Linked DNA regions of Homo sapiens: region 2 is linked to region 1. Evidence: chromatin contacts called from ENCODE POLR2A ChIA-PET data. All regions are on one chromosome and are shown on one strand. The core of a region is the stretch at or near the end of the contact, and the rest is flanking DNA. Distances in the headings are between cores, read along the strand shown. Region 1 has its middle 140 kb from the start of MYRFL. Region 2 overlaps LINC02821 (long intergenic non-protein coding RNA 2821).

Region 1 (7,761 bases), core at 338-2,837:
TAAATCAGATGTTAGAAATTCTTATTTTAATGAGTTTCAGTCCATGATGCTTAGGGTAAGTTATTTACATTTCTAGCTACTGTCTTCTTCACCTGGAAAACATGTTACTTAGCATATAGTAGATGATCAATTAACATATATTAAGCAAAAAGTGGGTAATAGAAATATTTTCCTCTTATTTACCAGGGACTATGGCAAGATGATACACTAAAACAGATTTGAATTCCTCTCCCTGTTACTGTGACTTTTTTTATTGCTACTATTTAAAACAACAGGATTATTATTATATATTATTATTATTTGGAATAATAGGTTATTGTTCTCTTGCCCAAGCTCATTTAAAACACTTCTAAATGACTTCCCATAGAAACTAGAAAAATCGAATGGCTTATCATTTGTCTGTTAGAGGATTCCAGAACCATGATAGTCAACTACAGCTTATTATTCATTATTTATATTTATATTGCTGCATTTAATTCTGTTCAGCACAACTGCATAAGTATCTAAATTACTTTCAGGTTAATTGTAGAGCATTTAATGAATGTTTCATATCATATCTAAACATTGAATGCAATATGTCAGCAATTAGGCTGCTGTAGTATTTGCCCTGATGTGAGCTGTAAGATCGTAGGCCTGTCATCGTATTCAGTTACCGAGAAATCTTTCCTTTTAAGTGTGGACACGCTTGGTTTTCAGGAGAAGTATCAGGAATTATCTACAGTAGAGAAGCTACTCAAAGTTATGTAAAAAGAAAAAGGCTCTTAGTCACTTCTTGGAGGTAAAAAACAAAAACCAAACAACCTCCCCCACCCGCCACCACACAGACACACAAAAAAAACTTCAGCCTAGATGAACCTGCACATATTCCTTCTGCCTCTGAGCTCTGTAATATGGTTTATTCATTTTCACTCACTCACTCACTCACTCACTCATTAGCTCACTTAACAAACATTTATGGAGGACTTTCGGTGTGCAGATTTTATACAAGGTGCTAGGATACAACAGAAGCGTGGCATCATTGCTGACCTTTTTGAGGCATCATGGACTAGCCAGGCAGCCACACAGTCAGCCATCACACAATACCAAACTGGAGTTGTGGCATTGACATTGTGCTGGGAGAGAACAGGAAAGGGGTCATAAATTCTGCCTTTCAGGTAAGTGAGAAAGAGGAAGCAGGAAAGGGAAGACAAGCAGGAAGAGGCATCTGAGCTATCTAGGTCTAAAAGGATGAGAAGGGTTTTGGGGTTTTTGTTAAACAGAAATAGAGAAAGGTAGATGTTGCATATGAATCAGTTTTTTATAAGAAAGAGTATGATTTTAAGTGCACCAGGAACTGCAAAGTAATTCCTACCCTCTCCCATCTTAAGCCAGCTCTTCTGTTAGTTTTACTAACAGGAGAGGCACTCTTATTTCTGAAAGACACCACTTCCTTTCCTCAGCTCCAAAAGCCAGCCATCTGTCCCAGGAGATTCAAGGAAACTGTGGGAAAAGCAAAACATGTTGGATGGAGCATGGGATGACTCAGTGAGCTGGCGATGAGACTGTGGGTGGGGAGGCTGAGCCTGAGGACAATGACTGATTCATCCCCAGGTACTGCTGTCTCTCTGTGCTACCATAGAGATAAAATTTGTGTAGTGAGCAAGGGCCACAAGTCTTTTGGTCACTCCACCCATTTATAAATAAAAAGTTTTCCTTCCTAAAGAAAGTTTACTTCTATTTTTAAGTCTCAGGTGTTCATGGTGGGAAGAGCTGGGAGAATCTAAGTTCTCCCTGCATGCCTTTCCCCTTCTTTTGGTAGCAGCACCCTGATTTTTCCTTTAGTGAACTCTCATGCCGTAGTGCTCAGTCTCTATGAATCAGGTGAGGCTGATACCATCCCATCGCTCCAGAGAAGAACACATGACTCAGGCTTTGGCAAAGACAACATTTCATTCCCTTGGCTACAGTGATTGCTTTAGGGGTAAGCATATGACCCAGGTTAGGCCAGTCACACTCATCCTTGGGTGTCTGACTGAAACCATAAGCAAAGAGGTACTCTCTGTGGACGTTATTAAGCTGGCAAGAATAAGCCTGGAGCTTCTGAGAACCACCTTGCCATCATGGTGGGCAGCCTGCCAGAGAATGAAGCCAACACAAATGAAAATAGAAGATATGATATGAGAAGGGCAGGTCTTTAACCAGATAAGAAATTTACATTTAAATTCCCATGAAAGTCCCCCATGGACTTAGCAGTTAGGTGGACTGCACATTTCCATTTCTCTTTAGTTAGGCTGAATTTGGATTTTGCCACATTGCCAAAAGAGTTCTGATGAATACTGGCTCTTATGAAGACTCTTTCAACACTTTGCAAGCAGGATGCCCAACTGGCTGATTCCAAATGCTGATACCTTATTTATGAGGTTGTTGGTTATCATTCAGGGTTTGGAAGGTGGCTCTCCTCCATTCCCTAATGGCTTCCCTCCATTTACCTCTCCTCCATTCCCTAATGGCCGCTAAGTCCTAAGTGGATATCAAAGACATCTTGTATTTGTATAGTGCTTTCATTTTACAGTTCTACAATTATTTCTCTCTCCTATTTTATTTTTATTTTTGGCAAGGAACAAAAACTCAAAGTAACTAACAAACAGTGGGTTTATAATATAAGAATGTAGAAGAATTGCACACCAAATGTAGGACGTGTAGCTGAGCTTCATGAGAACTAAGAGAGTCACTAGAGGCTAATCTCACCATCTCTCTCCTTAGAAGTCCACATGACATCTGCCTGCTTCTCTCTACAAGCCTGCCTCATTCTTCTTTCTTCAGACCACCTGTTCTGCTTGCTCATTTGCTTGCAACCATCATGGCCACCCTAAAATGTAGTCTTGGACCCCAAGTCTCCATTAACTTCCAGCTTGGTTCTCCAGGGCTAAATGACTCAGTATCTCAAGTTTTAAATTCCTATGAAAGAGAATCTGACTGGTTTAACCTTGCTCAGCTATCCATGTGGGGTTTAAGCAGCTGTGGCCAGGGAAATGTAGTCGGTAAGGCTACCTCTTTCAGGCTAGGGTTGGTGGTGGTGGATAGATTTTGTAAGTAGGGAAGAAAATTATAAGCATTTTCAGTAAAGACAGTGTATCTCATTTGGTCCTCATATTTCTGAGAGGCAGAAATTATTATTATTCCTATTTTACATAAGATTTAGGATAAGCGGCTTGTTTGAGGCTATACAACTAGGAGGTGACAACTGTAGGATTTTAAACTCAAGACTTTTCACTTCAGATCGCAAGTGGTTTCCTCAGCACTATTCTGTCAATGCGAAATTACATGGTCTCACTTTCTTGAGCATCACAAACATATCCAGTCTTGATTTTTAAGGATTTGTTTTAACAGCACTAACTTATGGTTTTAAATCAAACATAGCAGTGATCCAGAAAGAAAAGGATGAAGAAGAAAATCTGAACCATAGGTCTTGGATGAAGCCCTGTTATCCATTAATGAAGAAGTGAGCAAGAGTGAAAATCCTGTTGGGAAAATTTCAAAGGAAAAAGTAGTTGGTTAATGGAGGGCCTGTGCTTGGGGCATGTGTGTGGCTCACTGCTGCTGCAGGGGTTTCAGCGGTAGTTAAGACAGCTGGAGATTCAATTCCTAATTGAAAGGTTTGAGCAGTAAATTCTGCCAATTGAATGATGGATCTCATCATGAAGTATTCTGTCTGGGTCTTCTGTAAATATGGATAGCTGAATCTCAGATTTATAGTTCATGCTGCCACAAACTCAGACTTTCCTACTCTGTTCCTTACTTCCCATCTTTCACTAGACTTAGAGTAGACAGAGGAAAGCAAATGTTTGTTAATACCATTACAAAGTTACATAATTTTTATAATTTTAATTCATACGAATTGTGGAACTCGTCTCTAATGTGACCTACTCTGGAGGACTCATCCCTTTCCCCCATCCCACCACTCTCAAATCCCACCTTAAATAGTTCTGATGTCCCTGAGGGTCCATTCTTAGTTGTGATGTGACAGTTGCCATTCTCCTTTTCTCTTTTGTGGCTCCTTGGGGAATTATCTTTGGTCACTACCATTACCAAACTTAGTGGCTCACACATCAACACTTACCGAAGATGTCACAAAACAGGTGCTGCTGTTACTGCCATCAGTGTCTGTGCCTTGGCAGCTTTAGCCAAACCAGTGTTGAGGGCTCTCACTGCCACTGGAGGGCTGGGTCTGTGTCAGGCCTCCACCTCAAGGTGGGCTGTGCTAAGCCAGTTCTTTGTTGGCAGCCTCCTCTTCCTAGGATTCAGCCTAAATTGACTTAATGCCGCTTGACGTGGAAGTTGGGCCCTACTGTGTTAAAAATATCTCCCACCCAGAAGCTGCTTTTGTCCTAGAGCCAAGCTACTGGCCTCTACTTGCTTCTCCTGGGATAAGCGTTTTGGTTTTTCATGTACAAAGATCCTGGGAACTCACCTCATTTTCAGACATGCTTGAATCATAGTTGAATATAGATTTTAGAACAAAATATAAACAAATACATGTGAATATATGGGACACTTTCTGACAGGTTTTCCAAAGTTATCAAATAGTGTTTTATATAATCCCACCTCTGAGGTAGGGTAAAACTAATTCGTATTGGAAAAGCAATGGATCCCAGGACACATATGCTCTACTTTAGCTCCTGTGTTTCTGGGCTTGGAATCCTGGTGATCAGGGTCGTCCCAGGTAATGCTATGTCTTACACCCAGAGACTTTGTGCTCAGCAGCTAGACTTTCAAGGAGAGAGTGCTACTGTCCTTTTATAGACTCACTTTTTTTTCTTTTGTGACAAGAGCCAAACCAACCAACCAGATAAAAAACTTAAAATACCACTATTCTTGAGGAGCACACAAACCCAACTGGAATACTCCGCAGGTGAGACACTCTCCAGCTGAAAGATTTTTCTCTCCCCTGACACATTTCTGCTCAGAACAGATCTCTGACCTTTGAAGTTTTAGACCAATCTGTGTGCTAATAATTCATTAATGGGTTTTAGTTTTTCATTCACATCTTAGTCACAGACTTTCTGGAACAGATTGTTTCTTAAATCAAATTTAGGACATCTACTTAAAGTACTTTTGAAATGCAAAGATTTTTTTTTGTAAATAGTGATTTCCAAGTGGAATCATTTTGTTTCTATTATGACACTGACAGGTTATTAAAATCTATACGTTTAGATGTTAGATGGGTAATTTTTGATCAGGGGAATGGAAAGTGGAGAAAATAACTGGTGAAAAGAAGGAACAATAATTGTGTGTGTGTGTGTGTGTCTGTGTGTGTCTGCGTGTGTGTGTGTGTATTGTGTCCATGCATGTAAAATGAAGTTGAGCTAGCCAAAAGTCAAGGAGTTCTTACATTCTATCTATCCAATCCCTAGTGTCTTAACAGGTTCATAATTGTATTAAAAGGACGTTTTGGCAGTTAGGAAGCTGAGACTGTTCAAGTCTGTGTAAAGGGTATTTGTGAAGCACCTGTGATGTGTCTGTCATAGGAAACAGGGATGTAATCAAATATAAATTTATAATAAGGCATCCTCTTACTCTGAGTTGCTACTTTTAACTGTTGATCCCAGGCACTCTTAGCCGGAAAGATTAAAATTCACCTCAACTCCACTTTGGCTGCTGATGTGGTTTGGGTGTCCCTGCCCAAATCTCATGTCGAATTATAATTCCCAGTGTTGGAGGTGGGGCCTGGTGGGAGGTGATTGAATCATAGGAGTGGTGCTTCATGAATGGTTCAGCACCATCCCCTTGGTACCGTACTAGTGACAGAGTTCTCATGAGATCTGGTTATTTAAAAGTGTGTGGCACCACCCCCTCCCTTCCTCCTGCTCTGGCCATGTAAGATGCCTGTCCCCATTTGCCTGCTGCCATGATTGGATGCTTCCTGAGGCCTTCCCAGAAGCAGAGGCCACTATGCTTCTTGTACAGCCTGCAAAATTGTGAGCCCATTAAACCTCTTTTCTTTATAAATTTCCCAGTGTTAAGTACTTCTTTACAGCAATGCAAGAATGGACTAATATAGCTGTTAATTACATTCAGTCTCAAATTTAACAATCTTTCCCGGGGTTGAGACAGTTTTGTATATGTAGATGTGTTAATCGTTCATTCTCATGCTGCTATAAGGACATACCCGAGACTGGGTAATTTATAAAGGAAAGAGGTTCAATTGACTCACAGTTGCGCATGGCTGGGGAGGCCTCAGGAAACTTACAATCATGGCAGAAGGGGAAGCCAAGATGTCCTTTTTCACAAGGTGGCAAGAGAGAGAAGTGCGGAGCAAAGGGGGAAAAGCCCTTTATAAAAACTATCAGATCTCATAAGAACTCACGCACTATCCCGAGAACAGCATGAGGGTAACCACCCCCATGATTCAATTAGCCCCCACCAGTCCCTCTCACCACCCGTGGGGATTATGGAAACTGCAATTCATGATGAGACACAGCCATACCATATCAGTAGGCTTGCATTTTATTGGTTGTCTTCCCTTGAAAACAATAAGGGATTTTATTAGGCAATGACTTTCTCAAGTGGTCCATTCCTGAGCAAAGGGAACTGCTCTCCAGGAATAACCCACTTGGCCACATGATGGGCATCTGCTCCCCAAAACCTAGGGAGCTCATCAGGACCCAGGGAAGGAGGATTATGGAAAACTCTGAGAGGGGCCCATTTCTTTCTTTTCTTTTCTTTTCTTTTTTTTTTTTGAGACGGAGTCCCACTCTGTTGCCCAGGCTGGAGTGCAGTGGTGCGATCTCGGCTCACTGCAAGCTCCACCTCCCGGGTTCACACCATTCTCTTACCTCAGCCTCCCACGTAGCTGGGACTACAGGTGCCCACCACCTTGCCCAGCTAATTTTTTGTATTTTTAGTAGAGACGGGGTTTCACCGTGTTAGCCAGGATGGTCTCGATCTCCTGACCTCGTGATCCACCCGCCTCGGCCTCCCAAAGTGCTGGGGGCCCATTTCTTTAAATTTGGCCATGATGTATTTCCTTGGCAGAATATGAAAAAAGTCCAAAATTTCAACACACTACATTTGTTTGGTTCTTTAGAATAGGGCTTCTCAAACGTTAATGTGCACACAATCACCTGGTGATCTTGTGGAAATGCAGACTCTATTTCAGTGGGTCTGGGGTGGGGCCTGAGAACGTGCCTTTCCAACAAAGTCCTGGATGCTGTTGATGCTGCTGGCATGAGACACACCCTGAGGAGCAAGACTTTCAAGTTTGGCAAGTGTTTTCCTATGTCATCTCACTCAGTCCTCATGACAAGCCTGTGAGGTACCTGACACATCCCCACTTCCAGCAGTAGAGGCAGGTTCCATGAGGTAAACAGACTTGCTTCGGGTTGCACAGCAGGTACGACTTACTCTCAGACATCTGAATCCGCGTCCTGTGATTTTTCTCCCACACAACTGTGCCTCCTCTGCGTACATCTTGGCCCATAACGCTTCTCAGGAAGATGCTCCAAATCAGGGTTTTTGTTTTCAGAGAGCTTCTTCATCAGCACACCACTGCATTTTTTCCCATTCCCCATATCTTGTTAGATGGGTTCTTTTATGTTGCTTGTCAGTATGTTTAGGTGGTGATTGTCATCCAACATTCTTGCTATCCCTCTCCACTTTATACTATCCACAAGTAGATATAAAATGTCTAGTTTCTCTTATTTGAATTATAAATACAAGCTTTTCTTCGATGTTTGAAGGCTCAAGTATTGATGGATACACAGAGGACTAATCTCTGGGAAG
Region 2 (7,761 bases), core at 846-3,345, 220 kb after region 1:
AGAATCTAATACAAATGCAATATGAACTGAGACAGATTGTCTCTAAAGCTAGCCATAACACTCTCTCCTCAACCCCTTGCTCTTTTGTAATGTGGTTTCCACTCTTCCCATAAGGAGATGAAGTCTATTTTCCTTTCTTTTGAAACTGGGACCATCCCAATAAAATGCAGCAAAAGCTATGCTTTGTGACTTCCAGGCCTACATCTTAAGAGATCTTGCAGCTTCCATTTTTGCCCCTTTGGAGTTCTGAGTCATCATGCATATTAGTCCAACTACCCTGCTGGAGAGAGAGGCTCAGCCAGATCCCAGGTGTTCCAGTCATGCCAGCTGAGGCACCAGGTATGGAGTGGACATTTTAGATACCCCAGGAACACAGAGAAGAGAGATCCCAGCCAACACCGCAGAGACAAGCCAGCCCTGAGCCTACCCCAAATTGCAAAATTGTGAGCATATAAATTATTGCTTTTATTTTAACCTTCTATATTTTGTGGTAGGTTTTTATTTTTTCTTATTTTTTATTTTAGCAGCAGTATATAACTGATAAAAGGCTATCTGGTCTACAGTAAACACTCCTGTATTCCTGATCACACATACTTTGGGAGGGCAGAGAACTCTCCTTCATTTTGCTGCTCATGTTGTTTGTCAACCCATCTCAAAGATTTCCTAAGTAGAGTCAAACAGCAACCCAATAAAGTTAAACATATACTTAACTTATTGACCCATAAATGCCACTCCTAGCACAAGAGAAGTTGAAGACATGTTCACATAAAGACCTATTTACAAATGCTTAAAATAGCTTTATTCATAATTACCAGAAACTGGGAGGAATCAAAAAATTCATCAACTGGTGAATGGATAAACAAATTGTCATTCATCCATGAAATTACTGATGCATGCAACAACATGGATGAGTCTCAAAAGCAATATGTTAATTGAAAGAAGGAAGATACAAAAAGCTACATATTATTATATAATTTCGTTCATATGACATTCTGAAAAAGACAAAACTAAATGGGCAAAATTCAAACCAGTGTTGGTTAGCATCTGGGAGTATGAGAAGGGTATTAACTTCAAAGTGGCACCAGATAACTTTTTTGTGTAATGATGTGGTATTTTTTACATGACTGCGTACATTTGTCAAAACTCATACCTAACTTAAAAGGTTAATTTTACTGTGTGTATATTATACCTCAATAAACCTGACTTAATAAATAAAATCCACTAATGCCCTTCAACCATGGTTAACACATATCAAGCTATATAAGTAGTCTTATGGAAACCCCTGTCACCGGAATTGAGTGCCAGCTTACCCAATCCATTTGGGTGGTGAAGGTTGGTAATTACAGTATAGCATAGCTCTCTCTAAATTAATCATCCTCAAAAATCTCTTCAACCTTCCAAAAAGCCAAACATTTCGTGCTTTTTTTTTTTTTTTTTTCAGAGACAGGGTCTCACTCTGTTGCCCAGGCTGGAGTGCAGTGTGGTGCAATCGTAGTTCACTACAGTGGACTACAGGCACACACGAGCATGCCCAGCTAACTTTATTGTTTTCCAAATTCTTTTTACAGGCAAGTCTCACTACTGCTCAATCTGGTGTCTAACTCCTAGCCTCAAGTGATCTTCCCACCTTGGCCTCCCAAAATGCTGGGATTATAGGCATGAGCCACTGCTCCTGGCCTTTTTATGCACTTAATAAGGATGAGTCATCTAACATATTTTTGACTGTTTCCTTTGAAAATTTGCATCTGGATTATCATATCCTCTGGAATGTGCCCTCTGTTGTATCTTGGTGTCTCAATTGAAATTTGTGGTATTTATATACATTATAAAGTAATGCTACATAGAGAAACATGATTATTTTTATGTCAGTTTCTAGGAAATAATTATCTACCCACATATTTACCATTTGAAAAGCTCTTCATTCTTTCTTAAATATCTGAATTTCCATCTGTTACCATTTTCCTTCTGCCTGAAGAACTTCCTTTTGTATTTTTTGCAGTGTAGGTCTGCTAGCAATAAACTCTCTTGGTCTTCTTTTGTCTTTACTTTTCATTCTTTTCTCTTAGAAACTCATAGTGAGCATATAACATTACTACTATCCAGGCATGTTGCTATTCAGGTTTTATGAGGTTTCTGTGAGTAAGTGACTGTTTCAGCAATGGGTAAAAACACAGTCTAAACTGAACAAAACAAAACAAAACAAAATGCACACTTTTAAAATGTATTTTGATGTTCATCAAAGGTTTAGGGGGAAAGGAATCCTGCTCTAGCATAACAGACTAAAAAAGTCTTCTAAATCTGAGATAAGACCACATTTCTGAGAACAAAAGCTAACTTCCTCACTGATTTAAAATTATGTTTTGTATTCTCTAATTCTGGAGCAAGTTATCAATAAGATGTGTCTTTTAGGATGATTTGCAGGACTTTAGGAGTAATTATTAATGAGCTTTTGCTGTTTACAAGTGTGTGTGTGAAGGTGTGTGTTTGTATATATAAACCAAATTTAATGCACAATAATTTTTGAGTAGGTAAATGATTGTCAACTATTTTATTTTACCTCTTTACAAAAATTAAAAATTTTCTCTAATGGGATGAGTTTTACAATAATATTTAAAAATCAAGAAACCTCAAATCTAAAAAATAAGGAGATTGAGGCTCCTTGTTTATACAGTGATTACCATTTTATAGATAAGAACACTGAGGCTTACAGATTTTATGTAACTTGCTTAAGTCACAAATCTAGTAAGTGTTAGAGGTAAGAATCAAATCTAGGTTTATCATATGACTAAGCAAGTGTTCTTCATCTTTACCCCCTCTGATTTCCTATCTTCTTTGACCTTACATGTTAGCAGTAAAAAACAAACAAACAAACATATATTGGTACATATGTTCTACTAGAGTAACATTTTGTGAATATATTATGCACATTGTAAAACATGCAAAAATGGAAACTATAAGGGGATAAGAAAACAGAAATAGAAATAGAAGCACAAGTAGTTTTTTCACATACCCCACGGATCATCTAATACATGCCCTAGGTACTGAGTGTCCACTCTAGAGAATGTTGCTTAGATTCTCTGAAAATTATTTGATTTTTAAAATGAAAATATTATTCACAGCTTTTGCCAAATTTAGATGTACTATGTTTGAACTTGTGATTTCCTAGGCAAGTATATTCCAATCTAATTTAGCAGGGAGACATAGTATAGAGTGAGAATAGCAGCTGGAAGAGATTGCTACAGAGAGCAGAGGGAGGTAGAATAGAGATGGAAGAACATTTGTAGACATTCAAACGTAAGCAATCTGTGTTTGTGTACAAAATCAGGCTAATTAACAATTTAAAACAGAACAGGTTAGAGTCCTTTTTATAACATAAATACACATTAGGAATATATATATATATAGTTTCTATAACATAAATAAATGATATTATATATGTATATACAATTATATGAAAGATAGAAAGTTGGTCACATTATGCCCAATAGCAGCCATTATTTAAAATTGAAAATATGTTTAGAAATAACACAGGCATAGGAATGTTACCCCCAAAAAATCAACTAACACTGAATCTATAATTATACTATTATGTTAAACCACATCTTTAAACATAGAAAGTCCATCAAGATTGTTTCACAATCATCTGCCTAGATTTCTTGGTCATTTATGCCATCTGATTTTCATAAGATGACACAGATAAAACTCATATATTTGAAGAATGCAAACTCATAAAATTGTTATGTATCTGAATAAATTTTGTTTTTGTTTCTTCTTCTATTAACATTAGGTTGTTATTCTTTTTTTTTTTTTAGTATTTATTGATCATTCTTGGGTGTTTCTCAGAGAGGGGGATGTGGCAGGGACATAGGATAATAGTGGAGAGAAGGTCAGCAGATAAACACGTGAACAAAGGTCTCTGGTTTAACATTATGTTGTTATTCTTTGACTCCCAATTATATTTTTCTTCATCCTTTTTGGATTATTTATCTTTTGGGAATGATACAAGGGAGAGGAGACGGAAGAAACGGCACCTCTAATATCTCAGGATCTTGAAATTTTATATAGCCTTCAACTTAGACTTTTCTTTTACTCAGACTGATCCTTAAACTCTAAGTTAACACATTTTAGGGTTTCTTTTCAAATTGAAACCAGAAAATTCAGACCCAAGGACTTGACATCTCTGTGTAGGAGAGAGAGGTTCTCACAAAACGGTACAGTATACATCTATAATTCATGGGAATTTCCTAAGGAATTCCTAAGAAATACCAGCTAAATTTCCTAAGAAATACCAGCAAATATAATCATAATCATCTATCCCATTAACTAAAATCTCAGCCTACAGTGCCTAAACCCAGATATTTCATGACAAAGGATAATATACAGACTATCTTTCCTCCAAGCCTCAAATTTCCTGTTCTTATTATGTATCTTTCTTCTTACAATGATTGTTTTAAAGAACCATCTTTGAAGTCCTTTGAGATGCAACTTATCATTTCTGCTCTAGATTTTCAAATATTAATAGAAAATACTGTTTCTTTGGCATTATCTGAAAGAAGCCAGTCTATGGAAAAAGTAATTGTGACCATTGTTTTATTCTTTTAATTTATCTCTTGTGTTAAAGAAACAGGCCATGCATTGACCATGCACAGAACATAACAATGAACATTGTTTTGATCATGAAAACTAGGCATTGAAAACCACCTTGATTTCATTAAGCTTAAACTTAATTGTACCCTTTGCAAGGATTCCAGGCAAACATGCCTTCTGCAATGCTATATTTGGAGTGGGCATATGCACCAGATATATTGCTTCTGCTTTTTCCAAGGCTGTAATAACTACATGACAAGTTATATTTTTTAATACCTAAATTACTCCTGAGAAGAAAACTCTGTGCCAAAAAAACTAACAGCTTTAATTCTTCATATCAATGACATATAAAGTTATTAAATTACTATTAATTGACAGGCATTTAGCACATTGCATGGTTTTATTTTTTGAAGTTTGTTCTGTGTTTCTTCATACTTCCTCACATTCATATAATATTAAACCTGCACCACAAACACCAACATATGCCATTTAAAACATAAGTGAACTAGATACATCATTAATCTTATTATTCAGATTAGATGTAATGCAGCATATACTTATTTACTCATTTTTATTTACACTCCAAGTCCTTTCACAAAGAATTTAGACAGCCACATAAAAATTGTAGCATCTACAATATAAAAACTGAGAGCCAACAGTTTTTGTATTTTGGCAGATACTAAGTAATCTTAGTTAATTGTGGTAGACACAAACAGTGGTAGATACTAAGTAAAGCTACATTTTGCCATGGGTGATTGTATTTTAAAACTTTACCACATTGCTTTTAAAAAGCAATTTCTACTAAATAATAGAATCCTAGTGGGTATCTGAATCACCAATATAAATGGGGTTAATACATGCATGATGATATGGCTTAGCAAAATTTAGTTGCTAACACATTGTTAGCTGCTTACAGGGTTTATTTTAATAGCAGCTGGAAATATTAATGATGTTAAAAAGCAGTCATGAGGCCAAGCTGAGGCAGCTTAAAAGATTTGGCTCTCTCCACTTCATGCATAATTTTCATTAACCCTTAATGTTACCAAAGTAACCTACAATCTTAGTAAAAACATTTCCTATGTAAATCTTGCCTTAGCACCTTCTTTCAGATTGCCTCCATAAGCCCTTCCTATATAGAAACTTTGGAGCCACCACTAGGATTCTGCAAAATCAGAGGTTCAAATATGTCAGCCTCAGTTCAAATCTCTATTTACTCCCAAATCTCTCTGCTTTCAAAGAGTAACTAAAAGAAGAAAAGCACTTTGAAGTTAAAGAAAAAATAAAATTCTGGTAATTGAATTGTTGTGGGAGTGGAGAATGCATATTAAAATATTTGCTATAGACCAATATAAAGTCTAAGTAGAGAGAGGCATGAACTTAGTATAGATCCAAAAATCATTACTGATATAGGTCTAATATTGTGTTGGTGGTGTCTTTTTCAACAGCAACCTGTGTTTATGGTTTGAGTTGACTCAAGGTTTTGAAGTTGTTATGTACGTAAATACTTCTGTTGGAATTCCCTAACTTCTGTCCTTGGTCCATACTTCTTTTCATTCTATTCACTCTTCCTGGGTAATTTTTAATATTGTCATAATTGTAACTACATCCATATCCTGTTAACTACCAAAATCTGGGCATTTAATAGAAACTTCACACACATATGCAATCACTTCCTAGAATCTCCACTACGTATCCCATACATGTCTTCAATCTCGACCTGTCCAAAACTAAACTCCTGTTATCTTCTCTAAACCTATTCCTCCTCTTATAATTATTCCTTTGTTGGCACCCCATCCATCTGATCATCTGTGTTAGAAACTTTTAATCTTTTCTACCCCTTACCTCCCTATATCAATCAATCACCAAGTTCGGTCAATCTAACCTCCTAAATATTTTTAAATTCTTTTTGCTTCCCTGGGCTACATTGGCAGAAGAATTGTCTTGGGCCACACATAAAATACACTAACACTAACAATAGCTGATGACCTTTAAAAAATCGCAAAAAAATTATCTTAATGTTTTAAGAAATTTTAGAGTTTGTGTTGGGCCACATTCAAAGCCATCCTGGGCCACATTCAGTCCATGGGCCATGGATTGGACAAGCTTTATTTAAACTCTTAATGATTCCCTAAAGATTTGTGCACTACTTCCCAAAGTAATTCTCAGAACTCTGGCCCCAAAAGATTATCTCTGATAAGTGTTTAAGTGTTTCATGGTCAGAAACTGTATAGTATATTCCTGTTTTGGAGATTCACAATATGCATTAGCATATTTAAATTTTCAAGAGACTCTACATTAAAGAAGTCTTGTTGGTATGTTTTCCAAGCTTTTTCCCACAGAATTTTCCTGCTAGGAATAAATGATTCCATCAAGTATCTGCTAAGGAAAGCTCTTTAACATGTCATATGAAGCCTTCCATGATCTGGCTCTGCTGGATTCTTCAGCCATCATTCCCCTGACTCCACATGTCCCACTCTATTCTTTACTCCCACTGAAGCACTTTCTCAGCATTTGGCCCTAGCTGAAGCTGCTGCTTCCCCCTTCTATCATTCTTCAATACTTGTTTCAAAAGTCACTTCCTGCAGAAAACTTTTTCTAACCCTTCCTATATGTTTCCATAGCCTTCTCCATGCTTGCCTCTTTTATTATTACACTTACCACATTTTTACTGAAAGTAACTATTTAATGAATCTTTCTCTCCCCCTACCAAACCTCTTGAAGGAAGTGGTTATGTTTCTTTCGTCTTTGTACTTCCAGCATAAGCACATGCTATGGCCTGAATGTTTGTGATCCTCCCAGATTCATGTGTTGAAACTTAATCTCCAATGCAATGGTATTAAGAAGTGGGCCTCTGGGAGGGGTGATAGGTCGTGAGGGCTCTGTCTTTATAAATGGGATTAGTGCCCATATAAGAGGCTTGAGGAAACCTGTCTGCCCCTTCTGCACATGAGAACTCAGTGAGAAGACCATCTCTGAAGCACAGAGTGAGCCCTCACCAGGTAATAAATCTATTGGCACCTTTATCGTGGACTTCCCAGCTTCCATAACTGTGAGCAATAAATTTCTGTTGTTTAGAAATTAACCAGTCTATGGTATTTTTGTTATAACAGCCCAAACGAACTAAGACAGAGATATACTTGACATTTAGTAACGACTGAAATGAAATAAATAGTG

Evidence for each region. ChIA-PET counts read pairs that join two places held with the same protein, here RNA polymerase II (POLR2A).
Region 2: POLR2A ChIA-PET joins it to region 1 with 11 read pairs in RWPE1. The contact joins two enhancer-like sites. POLR2A ChIA-PET finds 5 or more read pairs at or near these places in 2 of 52 experiments (RWPE1 and activated T-cell).

The regions. Positions count from the first base shown.
Region 1 is chr12:69,965,089-69,972,849 of GRCh38, forward strand. No RefSeq gene overlaps it. Among named protein-coding and RNA genes, the nearest start is that of MYRFL, 140 kb to the left of the region's middle. RefSeq lists a silencer at 1,787-1,987. Within about 2 kb of position 1,588, at least 6 of the 41 ENCODE cell types and tissues checked have a DNase peak (open chromatin) inside an H3K27ac peak, as active enhancers do.
Region 2 is chr12:70,188,741-70,196,501 of GRCh38, forward strand. All of the region lies in intron 2 of LINC02821 (long intergenic non-protein coding RNA 2821), which reads left to right. Among named protein-coding and RNA genes, the nearest start is that of LINC02821, 12 kb to the left of the region's middle. Within about 2 kb of position 2,096, at least 2 of the 41 ENCODE cell types and tissues checked have a DNase peak (open chromatin) inside an H3K27ac peak, as active enhancers do.